Regions from separate parts of the Homo sapiens genome. Here region 2 is linked to region 1. A link is a contact called in ENCODE Hi-C or POLR2A ChIA-PET data. All regions are on one chromosome and are shown on one strand. Each heading gives the region's core, a stretch centred on a gene start or an enhancer-like site at or near the end of the contact. The rest is flanking DNA. Distances are from core to core; before and after follow the strand shown.

What was found. A loop is a pair of places that touch in the nucleus more often than their neighbours do. ChIA-PET counts read pairs that join two places held with the same protein, here RNA polymerase II (POLR2A). Pooled maps may share reads with other maps.
Region 2: a loop to region 1 is called in a map of PC-3, with 19 times the contacts of the local background. The contact joins the enhancer-like site here to the promoter of SLC25A24 in region 1. A Hi-C loop is called at or near these places in 1 of 168 maps with a recorded cell type or tissue (PC-3) and 9 of 50 pooled maps. POLR2A ChIA-PET finds 5 or more read pairs at or near these places in 1 of 52 experiments (MCF 10A).

What each region holds. Positions count from the first base shown.
Region 1 is chr1:108,194,827-108,201,592 of GRCh38, forward strand. SLC25A24 (solute carrier family 25 member 24) reads right to left here and starts at 5,517. Exons shown (of 10, transcript NM_013386.5): 1 at 5,130-5,517. The coding sequence starts at 5,312. RefSeq lists a silencer at 5,301-5,640 and an enhancer at 5,441-5,735.
Region 2 is chr1:107,933,863-107,940,628 of GRCh38, forward strand. The region is part of intron 1 of VAV3 (vav guanine nucleotide exchange factor 3); the gene reads right to left. Among named protein-coding and RNA genes, the nearest start is that of VAV3-AS1, 27 kb to the right of the region's middle. RefSeq lists an enhancer at 2,414-2,950. Within about 2 kb of position 2,714, at least 15 of the 41 ENCODE cell types and tissues checked have a DNase peak (open chromatin) inside an H3K27ac peak, as active enhancers do; they include PC-3, where a contact is called at or near this core.

The DNA of each region.
Region 1 (6,766 bases), core at 4,267-6,766:
ACTGGGTAGGTCTTACCATTCCTAGTTAACATTTGAGGCCTCCAGGCATTAAATAACATGCCCAAGGCCACAGTCTAGCAAGCGGTGAAAACATTTGAACCCTGTTCTGATTCCACAGCCTATAATAATAACTATTACATCCACTAAAACAGTTAATGTGTAGTAAACACTATGATCCACGTTTCAGAGTTAGGCTTCAAACTTTCTCAACAAATCCTTTTGTTTTCATAAATCCTGTCAAATATAGATACCTTGGTGGACTCCATTCAATCCTTAAAAAGATAAGATTTTTGAACTCAGCAGGGTCAAAAGAAGTTAAGCAGTGTATTACAGAATGTTGTCTTGTGGAAGCTTCTTTTGTTTTTTCTGGAATACCGATAAAGAAAGTGGGCTAGGAAGATTATAAAGGTGAGTTGGGGCCTTAAACAATGGGCAATCATATACCAGGCAGAGAAGGGGGAATGAGAGAAATCTCAGGCAGAGAGAAGAAAATAAAGGGATCAATGTACATGGCTGTGGCCTAGTCAGGGAATATGGCATGTTGGGAGTTTGGAAAGGTGACAAAAGGCTTAGAATGCTACAAAGATAGAAAGGGTATTTTATACCTTACTAAAGAATTCTTCCATTTTTTTCATTCTTTCAGACACTTTATTTCTGCAGAGAAGGATAACATCAAATTTAGAATATAAATCAGGAGAGAACACAAAAGATACAGATTTTATATATTTTAGAACATTTGACAGAAATGTAGTTGGAATTCCATTGTTTTTCTTATACCATAATCTTTCTGTTGTGATGCCCTAAAATTCACCCTGTGATTTCATATCATGTCTTCTTAATATTGTGCCAGAAACCATAACATGTCTGACAATTAAAATATTAAGGAAATGGGCTGGCCATGGTAGCTCATGCCTGTAATCTTAGCACTTTCAGAGGCAGAGGCAGGCAGATCACTAGAGGCCAGGAATTCAAGACCAGCCTGACCAAAATGGCAAAATCCCATCTCTACTAGAAAATACAAAAGTTAACCAGGTGTGGTGGCATGTGCCTGTAATCTCAGCTGCTTGGGAGGCTGAGGCACAAGAATCGCTTGAATCCAGGAAGCAGAGGCTGCAGTGAGCCGAGATCGCACCACTGCACTCCAGCCTTGGTGATAGAGCAAGATTCTGTCTCCAGAAAAAAAAAAAAAAAGCAATATTAATGAAATAAAAATGAAATGAACCCTCTTTGTTAACAGAGGAATTACTTAATGGAGTGAAATCCTGATTCCACTCAATGCAATAAACATTTGCTAAGCTACTATTCTTCTATGTGACTATTTTTTCTGTGATTGTAAATGTAAAAACTTAAAGACAGAATTAAAAAAATCATAGAATGTAAGAGTTAGAATGGCCCTTAAATCAGGTTACCAGTCCACCCACTCCTCTAACATTGGGTGATCATTCAGCATACACTTCATACCCATGGGCACAGAGGTTCCTCAAGAAGTTCACCAGCTAGTAAATGGGATACCACATTTTAAAGGGTTTTTTAACATGAACTTTCATATTCTGCAACATATGACCTTGTTAAAAGCTCTGTCCAGGATGCAGGCAAGATATCTGCATTTTAAGAATAAGAAAGTAAAGCTCCAGTAAGGCTCAAACTTGACAAGGATTACACGGTCAATTTACACCAAGGACGGAACTCTCTTGTAGCTTGCTGCTTCCCTTCTTGCTCTTGATAATTGTCCTAGTCCAACTGGGCTGCTATGACAAAAATACTATTGGCTTACTTAAAAAATAAGCATTGATTTCTTGCAGTTCCAGACACTGGAAGTCCTAGATCGAAGTGCTAGGAGATTTACTGTCTAGTGAGGACCCACTTTCCGGTTCCATGGACCACTGTTTTCTCACTGTGTCCTCACATGGTGGAAGGGGCAAGGAAGGTCTTCCAGGTCACTTTTATACAAGCACTAATCCCATTCATGAAGGCTCCACAGGAAGAAAGAAGATGGGGGTAGAAGGAGGAAGACAAGAGGGAGAAGGAGGTGCGTAAAGAGAAAATAACTGAAGACTTTTAAAAGGAAATAGGATTACTAGACAAGTATAAGAGAATTAGTAATGGTTAAATACTGTATCTCCTTGTTCTCACACTACATTCTACTCTCAGTCTATACCCTTATACTACTGAGTCCTAGGAGAACTTAATGTGAATTTTCTCTAATTTTTAACTTTAATTTTTCACTAATTTCATAGTGAGGAGATTTGGAACATACAGAAAAGAAAGGTCATACCAGAAAAAAAAATGTAGCGCTTTCACTTCCAATTGGTTCTTAATTTTGTCTCAGGACTTGCCTTGAATTCTTTTCTCTTCCCTGGATAATTCTGGAACACTTAGTAATGGTTAGCTATTATATTCCTTATACCTATTTCTACATTCTACTCTTATTTCTACATTCTTTCCATCTAAAATCTAAAGAAACTTAAACAGAAATTTGTTCTCTTCTAAATGCTCAATTCATTACAAATGCTTGGAAACACGGAGATGAGATCAAATCAGATGAAAATTTATAGAGATTTTGCTTCAAGCTGAGTATTTGGCTTAGATACAAACTACTACCTTGAAACTTTCCACCGAAGAGTCACCCCACAGTTCTCATTTCTATGCTCAAGTAGCCAATGTCCTCACTCCTTGACATTACATAAACCCCTGACATGCCTCTGAAATTTTCTCCCATAAAGGTTGACTGTGTAATCCTAATTCTATCCCATGTGTGATGGTTAATTTTATGTATCAACTCGTCTGGACTAAGGGATGCCCAGATAACTGGTAAAACATGATTTCTGGGTGTGTCTGTGAGGATGTCTCTGGAGGAGGGTAGCATTTGAATCAGTAAACCAATTAAAGAAGACTGCCCTCACCAAATGGGTAGGCATAATGCAATCCTGTGGAGGATGTGAATAGAACCAAAAGGCAAAGCAAGTGCTACGTTTTGTTTGTCCCCACAAAAACTCATGTTGAAGTCTGATCCCTGATGTGGCCGTGTTGGGAGGAGGGACCTAGCAGGAGGTGTCAGGGTTACGGAGGCAGATCCCTCATGAATGGCTTGGTGTCATTCTTGCAGTAGTGAGTGAGTTCTCTCTCTCATGAGACTGAATTAGTTCCCTCAGTAATGGATCAGTTCCCTCGAGGCTGGGTTGCTATAAAGCCAGGACACCCCTCGGATTTTGCTTCTTCACACATGTCCACTTCCACTTTGACTTTCCACCATGTTGTGACACAGCAGGAAAGCCCTCCCCAGGAGTCCAGCAGATGCCAGCACCACGCTTCTTAAACTTCCCAGCCTGCGGAACTGTGAGCTAAATAAATGTCTTTTCTTTATAAATTACCCTGTCTCAGATATTCCACTATAGCAACACTAAATGGACTAAGACAGGAAATGAAAAGGAATTTCACCTGCAGAATAGGAGACTTTACAAAGACTGATACCCTGAATGAGCGAGGATGTGGAGAAGCAAGCACTGTCAGTCAAAAGAGTGAAAATGGGTCTAAGGTTTCCGAAAGGCAATACGTATCCCAGTTTAAAATGTGTGTTACCTTCAGACTCAGCAATGTCCACTCCTCAAAATTTATCTTACGAAAGTAACTGGACCAGAATGAGAAAATGAATACAAAGGACATCCATTGCAATTTCACTTACAATCGTTTTTAAACTATCAATAAAGTAAAAGGTGATTTAAAAAGAATTGGTAACATATACTATGACACAAACATATAACAGAATATGATGCAGTTACGTAAAAATGGTGATACAGCAGCAATTCTCAAGCTTTTTGATCTCAGGATCCCTTTACAATCTTAAAAATCATTGAGCACTCCAAAGAGCTTTTGTATATTGTAGGGACCATGGAGTTGTACCACTGAGATCTCCCTTCAAAGGCACCTACTGTGAGGAACACAGTTGACTTCCACTCTCTAGCCTCTAACCCTGGCATCTGCTGATGCACTGCAGCAAGGTCGTCCCTTTCCTGGGCTGCTTCCAGCCAATGATTGGACATGGTGGGGAACTCCAACTGGGCCATTTCTGGGACAATCAGCACAAAGTACCAAAAGTTGGTTCCTTCAAAGTATGAATAAAATACACAAAACTTTGGCAAGATTGAAGGGGAGAAAAGGATAGATATGAGGAATGAAATAGAGAACCTACCTACAGATTCAGTCAGAAGTGTTATAAAATCATCGGTGAGTATTATGAACCTTGGACAGAACAGGCAGTTTCAAAAAAAATTGTAACTTACTAAATCTGACTCTAGAAGAAACAGTAAACTGAAGAGGCCTATAACTACCAAAGACATTAAAAGAGAAGTGAAATATAACTATATAACAGTTGTTGGCCCTCATAGTAACCTAATCACTTTCCCTCTTTGGATAAGAGAATGCCAGTGTCAGGGAACGCTTCAACAGGGTTGGAGAAGTTCCACATATCTCCACCCTACTAAAGGGGCAGAAGTTCAGGGGCACAGTTAAGATGACTCAGAGAAAATGAAATTGCTCAGTCGCAGGTCAAGTCAACCCTTCAGATCAATTTATGTACCTAGGGCATTAACCTAGGAATGTCTTAAACAATGGAATGCCGCCATTCCTTCTCAACAGGAAGTGGGGGAAACACGCGATTGGTTTTCAAACAGTTTTCAAACAGTAGACAATACACATAGCTGCTGTAACAAAGCAGCTTCGAAAGAGATCGAATGTGTGCGCCTTTATACAAAACTTGGGACCCACTGAAGTCTGACAGCTAAAACGGATTACATGTCTGCAAGGTATTAAAACAGAAAACAAAGAACCTGGGATGGATTCAGGACAAAAGTGTCTTAAAAATTTAACAGTGCCCGTGGGCCAGAGTGTCCACAACACTCATTTTATCTGGACAAATACCAGTAGACTTTCGTATTATGACCCACTTCTGTTACCGGGGTCGCCGGTCGCGGCCCCACGCCCGAGTTTCTGAAGCCACCGGAGCGCTGGGCGCCACAGTTCCTCCTTCCTCTCCTGGCAACGCCTCAAGCCGCCGCCCTCCTCGGTCCTCGCAGTGTCCCCAGCGCCCGCAGCCCTCCCTACGCTCAGGCGGCGCCCCGGCGGCGACCCACCTCCTCGGCGTCCTGGCCCAGAGGGATGCCCAGGTTCCTGAGCCCCTCCTGCAGCTCGCCGATGTCCACCACTCCGTCCCCATTGCGGTCCAGTGCCTGGAAGAGGGTCTCGTAGCGCGTCGGCTGCTCCGCGTCCTGGCAGGCCGCGGTGGGCAGCACGAAGTCCCGCAGCCAGCGCAACATGGTCCCAGAGGCGCAGGCGGCCTGGCCGAGGAAGTCACGGGAGATCGAGGGCTGCGGGGCGAGACCGGGACCAGCGCGAGGCCGGGCTGGGCGGGGCGCGCGGCGCAACAGCGTTTGGGGCGCCGTCGGGGTTGCGGCTGCGGCGCGCAGGGCGCAGGGCGCAGGAGCGGAGACCCCACCCGAGCCCGCGCGGAGCGCAGGGTGTGGCCGTCCCGCCGCTGCTGGGGAGGAGCTCGCCGCGCTGGCCTCGGCGGCACTGGCCGGGCCCGCCTCCAGAGAGCCGGAAGTGAGGGAGCTGGGAGCTGGGTCTCGGGAGGTGCTGTGCGGACCCGGGGTCGACCTCTGCCCAGTTGCCAGTCCCGCTGTCAGCATGCGGGTCCGAGGAAGAGGCCCCCAGCAGGTCCAGGGCTGCAGCGTCAGCGCGTCGGTGGCTTGGGAGCGGGGTCTTGAAGACTGGTTACTCCACTTAAAGACCCTCTCGGGCCGGAGCCTTGGCGGTCAGCCCAGAGCTGCTTCTCTCTGCCTGGAAACTGGGCCATGGAGGGCATTGTCTCTCACGGATGTCTAATTTTTTCGTGGTTGCACACCTGGGATGGCGATTCTGCTTTAAAAAGCAGAGAGTTAAATCCTAAAGCATCTATTGGAGCAATTATAAAACAAAAAGGAGAAACTCCTGGATTTGTTGCAGAAAAGATCAACAGCCATCTGCGTGGGCAACGGGGAAAAGAAGGACTAGTTTGGTAGGCAGCTTAGCTAGGATTTGCCCGTGATTAAGCGTATAGAGTGTCTGCCAGCTGCACTTATCAGAAAAAACCACAGCGCCCTCCTCCTTCTCAAGATGGGTGCAGTTCCGAGGTTTGGAGCTTATTACTCAGGCAAGACAGAACTTATTACTGCCTAGCATGGAATAACGGAAGGAACATTGGACTTAACAGAGAAAGTACCTAATCCTTCAGGTGTGACATAGCGTCTCCGGGTAGTCTCTCATCAGTAAAATGAGAATATAAATATCTGCCTTCACAACAAAGTTGTATATTAGGTGTGAAAGGTCTTAATTCTCTAAGGCGCCAATCAAATGAGATATCATTAATTGTAATAATCCTGTTCATTCACAGCTGCGTAAGAGGAACTATTGTTGTACTGCTGTTTGCAGAAAAGAAGATACCTCTGTACTTGTAAATTAGGGTGTCTCACATCTTCTGAATCACTACACAGAAATCAGTTCCAACAACAGCCAGGAACTCAGACCCTGAACTTACCTCTCCTCATATCATTTTGTATGTTTAAGATATGTATGAATCTAGAATTTGTAAATTAAGGGCTGCCTGCTTAGTAAAATCATCTTGAAACTGATTTATCTTTTTATATTACTTCCAACTTCCAGTCTTATTAAGAATCATTGCCTTCCTTTGGAACTGCCTTCAAACTTCAAATTTTCTCTGTCCTTGAAAACC
Region 2 (6,766 bases), core at 1,464-3,963, 260 kb before region 1:
TTAAAAAGCATGCTATCTGTAGGTAAAGCAATGTTTCCACAGTCATAAGAGGAGTACAGAAGTTACAGTTTCTTCTTTGGCCCTTAGCAGGAGCTTGGCTCACAATAGTGATCAGACCAAAAGATGAAAGCACTACCACTGGTCTCTGGCCAGCTTTGTTGAATGCAAAACAGTTTCTGACATTATCAGTGACCATACTCAAAAAGCTGTTTAATTCTAATCCAAGAAATTAGGATTTATTCAAGGAAATTTCAAAAGTGCCTTCTATTCTTATTATCTTGGAATTATAAGAACTCTATGGTTTATTCTTTAAATAATTATATCCTTTAGAATAAGGATAAATTCTCTATTCTGTGAAATGGCTAGATGAAAATATTGCAAAACCCAAGACTTTCCTGGATGTCATCTATTAATATTACAACAAGAAACAGATGCACCTCTACTTAGAATCATAAACTCTTCTGCTGCTAAGAATCCTGAGACTTGTGATCTGGACCAAAACCCTTAGAACAGAGCAGAAGATATATTTTGCCACTCTTTTTCTTCCTGTGAAAACAGAAACAGAACAAAACAGGCTATGTGTATGTGTGTGTGCATCCTTCATATGTGGAATTGTTTTTTAAGCCATTTAACTAAGATGAGTATTAGCAACAATTACTTAAGAATTCCTAAATATTTCAGACAAAGATGTGTCTCCAGGAGGAACGGCTCCTATGAAAAGTATAGTTCTAACCAAAAAAGTATAGTTCTAACAAACACAGGTAGCTCTGTTAAAAACTGTACCCTTCTTACACATCAAAAGTCTCGAAAAGGAAACTCTTAGTTCCAAAAATAAGTTATGATGAAAACTTAACCACTGAAATTTTAATTATATGCTGTATTTAGCATTTTCAAATATCACATTCAGAAAATTTCAGACTGAACACACACTCTGGGGAATTTTGTGAATCACTGTGTTGTTATTAAGAGAAAAGCACATGCTAAACAAAATATAGCGGCACAGCGAGGCAAATGAGAGGAGACGTGCTACAAGAAACAAATTCTTGCACGACCAGGCTATCTGCAGCTTTGAGGAGAAGAGTTGGTAGTACATGAACCCATCACACACTAGTAACAATAGCCTCTAATTTCCCTCTATCACTTTTCTTCATAAAATATATTCACCTCCCACAGATTACGCGAACTGATGGGGCAAGTTTCCGGTTGGCAAACATTCATATCAGCCAATTTGCCAATGAGAACAATTGGCAGTGTTCTACTTTCAACATAAATTCCTAAGGTCTTCTCCATTTGGGGGCAATTACAGCTGTAAGATTACAGTTTCCTACAGTTCTCCAAAGCAAAGCAGTTGCTTCTAATTATTCCTTCATTTTAAAGCAATTAAGCCAAATGTTATTTGATTTCATTCAAGTGAATAAATATTGAGTTCTTCCTAAGATAAACCTCTAGAAAGCCAGAGTTTACACTGCCAGTCAGCAAATAAAATTCACAGTGATAAGGTATATCAAAGAAGTAAATATATAATTCTCCAGGAAGAAAGGAGCAGCAGCACCTACTGCACAGAGACCACAGGGTCTACTCTCTCCTACAGTGTTACGAGCACTGAAATGTTCAGTGGTTGGAGAAAATGAAAAGCCAGGTCTGACAAATACACAAATTTGGTCCTCAGTCCCTAAAATTAGAAATAAGTTTCCCCATCAGAATGAGGATGAACATTTCATTCACTCACTTACTCATTGCAGTTACAGAAATGAGTAAGAAACCATCCGTGACCTGAATAAGTTCACAGCAAGGTAGGCAGAGGCAAAGGGACAATAGGGTGCAGTGGTGTGCACCATGACAAAGGGGAAGTGCTAGGGAGGCACACAGGAGAGGCACCAAAAACAGACAGGCCAACCAAGGCCATTACCTATGCTGTATTTTGCAGAGAAATAGGAGTTAACCAGCAAAGGGAAAGGTGTTCCTATTACAATGACAAGGAGATGAAAGAAACCATGGTATATCAGGTGATGGTCTAATGGAAGGGAGATAAGGCTCTGAACTACACCGATGACAGAGGCACACAGACATCAAAGAGGTGAAAATACCCCATCAGTTGAAGAATTTTGCTTTTCAGTGTGTGAGAGATGAGGACACATTTATGCCCCTTTTGGAAACTTTACTGAAATTTTATGATTTGGGGAGAAAAGTAAACGTAGGACATTATTACAGTTCCTAGATTTGATGAACTAATAATTTTTAAAATGTGAATTGAGAAGGGAGAGGAGGGGCTCAAAAATATGAATTGATAGATAAAACATCCTGAAAATACACCCACAATTTTTTTTAGTACTTGGAAAATAAATCTGAAAATAATTTGAATAATCAACAATGACTTAATGCAACATGTAACACTTTTGAATAGTGGAAAACCTCTTACAAATTTGAGGAAAGTGCATTTAGCCAATGAAAAATTCTATATTTAATATATAAATTAGTTGTGCATAGTGTTAGAATTACAATATAACTAGATTAGAACCAAAAAGGTAAATCAGATTCTGGGTCTGATTTTTAGATTATAAACAAGAAATCTAAAATCAAACACTAACAGATTTGTCTTACCGAGTTTTTAAAGATATGACAATCTAGAGAAACAACAGTGACAGTAGACAAAAATTACTGCTGCCCTTTTATTAGCCTTAGTCGGCAACTTCTGTTTTTAATTGTTTTCATTCATTTGCTTAATTGAAACCAAAGCTGGCCAAGTGACTCAAGAATGAGTCACAGCTCCCCTCCTGGAGTAGCCACAAGCCTGACTGTGGCATACTGCATGCACTAAGCCTGAATTTCAAGTTGGAGAAGAATGCATGACAAAATGCCAAGGGCTGCTGACATTGCCAAAGAAGTTGTCAGGACCATAAGGATGTCCTGAGAGTAGAATTCCCTGCACTTCCTTTCCTGGTTGGAATTTATGCACTTATGCCTCATCGCAAACCACAGAAAAGATACACCTGTGTCACGCTGCTCCTTCCCCGACCGATCTTGTGATTTGATACACATCATTCCTTAAAAGGAAGGGACATCTGAGAGGGCACCCCTTTTACTTACTTCTCAATGCTGCCGGTCAGATTTCCAAAGACTACGGGAAATGGGAGGGCCAATGTGACTACTGAGATTGCCACACCTTACACACAGTCAGGCAAAGGATGCCTAGCAAGAGTGACAGTCTAAACATAACACCCTCCACCGCCACCCCAAAAAAACAGCTCCATCATTCACACCATAATCCTGTTTTAACAAATAATGCACATGTGACACAAAACCACAATATTTGGCGATCTGAAAAACATACCAAGAAATAATGTGTGATTATTTAAATTCAAAACACCACCATGACTATTGAGATGTTACTTCTTATAGAGGCAAGGATGAAACCCACGCATGACTAATTGGTCCCTTCCATGCTGACTGTGGAATCCTCCAGCCTTTGCACAATGAATGTGGCTAGTGACTGCAGCAGCTGTAACATCAGCACAAAAGGTTTTCTTCAAACCAAACTTCCATCTCTGCCTGCCAAATACCAGTATGTCATTTCCTTCCTGCTGGACTCCATGGTTTCTGGAGGACAAGAACCATGTAATTCTTAAACTTACACCATTGGTATCCTCTACTATTTGAGATAAGTACAAAACATTCAATGAATGTGTGATGAATGCAAAATGAGCAGGGAATACCTATAACTGCTTCTTGGCTGTTTATGCCCTCACTATCATGTTGACACAATGCTAAAGAAAGTATGCATAATTATCCTAATTACAGTCATTACAGCCAAAAAGCCCTTAAAGTTAATCACAAGGTTTCTAGTGGCACCCTTAAAATAAAATTATAAATTAAAATTCATAAAATTCTAAGACTCTGGTTAAGGCTTGTAGTCCCAATTATTAACACAATATAATGACTGCATTAATATCTATACACTATAGGTAGGCCCCAATTTAAGAAAAATTTTAGAATGTAGTACACTAACATGTCTAGTCCTTAGAATTTAGAATACATTTTTCCAAATAAATAAGGCTCTTGTGATCAAGTTCATAGGCCAGCAACCCTCAACTCAAAAAAGCTGAAAATAGAAAAATGAAATCATTTTATCTTTGCCTCCTTGCTTTGAAGCATCATAAAATGCACTCTGTCACACAGAGCATGTCTGCAGTCTTCTCAACATGCCTGGCATGGAATCAAGCCTAACCTTCTTGGGGAGCCAGGGAGGATGGACTCAGGGCTATAGGTATTCTTGACCCTTCATATATAAACAGGTGGTGGGAAGGGTAAGAATGAAAATGGGAAACAATTACCCTACAGAAGAGGAGGCGATCCCCGAGCCAGAAAACAGGCTAACCAACTTCGAGAAATGTCCCCACCTTCTATCCTTCAGGCACTAAGGTCAAGGGCCAGCCCTAAACTCAAGGAAAGCTGAGGAGGAAGGAGCCGCCAGATGGGACCAAGAAGGCGAGAGGCAGGAGTGTCTTAGGGATCTAGATTCTCAAGGGAGGAAACTATCAGGACCACAGGGGTGGGTTTTTTGGGGGGCTAGGGAATAGGGATAAATTCCCAAAGACTGAAATATCTGTTCCCTGTAGAAACAGGTCTGTAGATAAGAAAGGGGCAGAAATGGAAGAGGAAGCAGGCATGGAGGGAAGAGCTTGCAGCCTAGGGACATAATTAGGATGTCAGAACAATCCAGAAGTGCCCAGTGGATGACTTGGTTGTCCTTTCTCTCCATGTTTCCTGTTTTGGTAAACCCAAAGGGTTTATGTGATATTATCTCATGACACTAAACCCATGAAGTACTCAAATATTCTCATGTCAACAAGTAGCTTTGATTACCTCAAAGGCTCCTAATGTACTGGGCATTTAATGAGCACTTACAGAACAAAAGAACAATGAAAAAGGAATTTTGGCCTAAAGATTTATCTGCACATATGGACACAGTGAACTGTAACCTAATGGGATGTGTAAATAGACCATAACCTACTCTTGTACCAATCACAGAGTTTCAGCCAATCACAGAGTTTCAGCCAATCTCAGGTGGCCAGCTGTTCAAACTGTGTTCAAATAAGGCAAACGCTGAGCTATATCCAATCCAGCTGATTCTGTACCTCACTTCCATTTTCTGTTACTTTCCCTTTTCTGACCATAAATGTTATCCTCCCATGTGGCAGCCCCAGAATCGCTGTGGACCTATTCTGGTTCTGGGGGCTGCCCAATTTGCAAATCGTTCTTGGCTTCATTAAACTGTGTTAAATTTGTCTAGTTTTTTTTTCTAAACACTAAGATAACAGCGCCAATTTTAAATATAAACCTTAGTTTTCCATTAAGATATTAAAGACTAGAAACTAAATCTCCTTGCAAGTCCAAAAATGTTAAATTCTAAAGGAATTAAATTCTAGACTCAAATTTTCTTGCCTTTACACAGATGGTCCTAGGCTTACTATGGTTCAACTTACAACTTCATGATGATGTGAAAGAGGTACACATTCAGTAGAAACTGTACTTAGAATTTTGATCTATCCCCAGGCTAACAATATGCAGTTCCGTACTTTCTCGAAATGCTGGACAGCGGCAGCAAGCAAAACCTCCCAGTCAGCCAAGTGATCATGAGGGTAAACAACCAATACTCTACAATGTAACTGTGATGCCAGCATTTTTTGGATATAGTGTTTTTTGGTTTTCCATCCCATCATGTCTACAAAACACCCAGTCTTGACTTACAATGCTTTTAACTTATGGGTTTCTCAGGACATAACCCCATCTAAGTCATGGAGCATCTTTATATAGTCTGTCTTAGCCTGAGTTTCCCAGAAAGTAGAAGTTTAGACAAAATCCTGAATGCAGGATTTAGTTGGTGAAGTGATCCTGAGGAGCAGATTAAAAATGGGGAAGGAAGGAAGAAAAATACAAAGACGAATTACTAAACTGACCATTGCTCTTGGGGAATACTTAATATCTCCCCCCACCCCCATGCACCAGAAAGAAGCCCAGAGGAGGAAGAGTAAGACAGGACAGGTAGAGAATGTGGCCCCAGGTGAGGTGCTCTCCAGATGTACCCATGAAGTTCTTGGAAGCTTGTATGGAACTGTCTACTGCAGCTGTGGTTGCAATAAGAGGCCAAGCAAGACGATTTTGAAGTGATGGAGGAAAGATATCCAATACAAAGTCCAACAATATTAAAGGTCAAATTCATCCTCTCAAATTTCGTATTCTATATTACCAGCTGGAGGAGCTCTTGATGCCTGGGTAGAATTGTAGAGGTTTTTGTTGTTTTTGTTTGTTTTGAAACAGCTTCAAGCTGTAATGAAGAAAGTATAGTTCCTTCAGAGCCTCAGATGTTGAGTCAACGTTATCTCAAATCTTTGACATCCTCCACTTTTAAAGAGACCAAAGAATTATAAGGTCAGGCAAGACTATCATCTGCCCCACACCCACAATATTTAAAAGGAAAGCTAATCCTCAGGCCATGAAGTAGCTACCACAACAAGCAAGCCAGTGTTCCCAGAATCCAGAATTTGGCATAACCCAGAGCCATGTAATTGCTTCCAAAGACAACAGCAGAAACTCCAGGACATTTGAAAGATAGAGAAGGTTCTACAAATAAAAACAAAGTCCTCCTGGTTTCAGCCTTGCCAGGATGCCTGCGAAACTATGCCAATTTTCTAAAGCTTAAAACTCGATTGGGAGACAAGTATCCATCAATGAATGAAAAAGCAAACAAAAAGTGGTGTCTGTACAA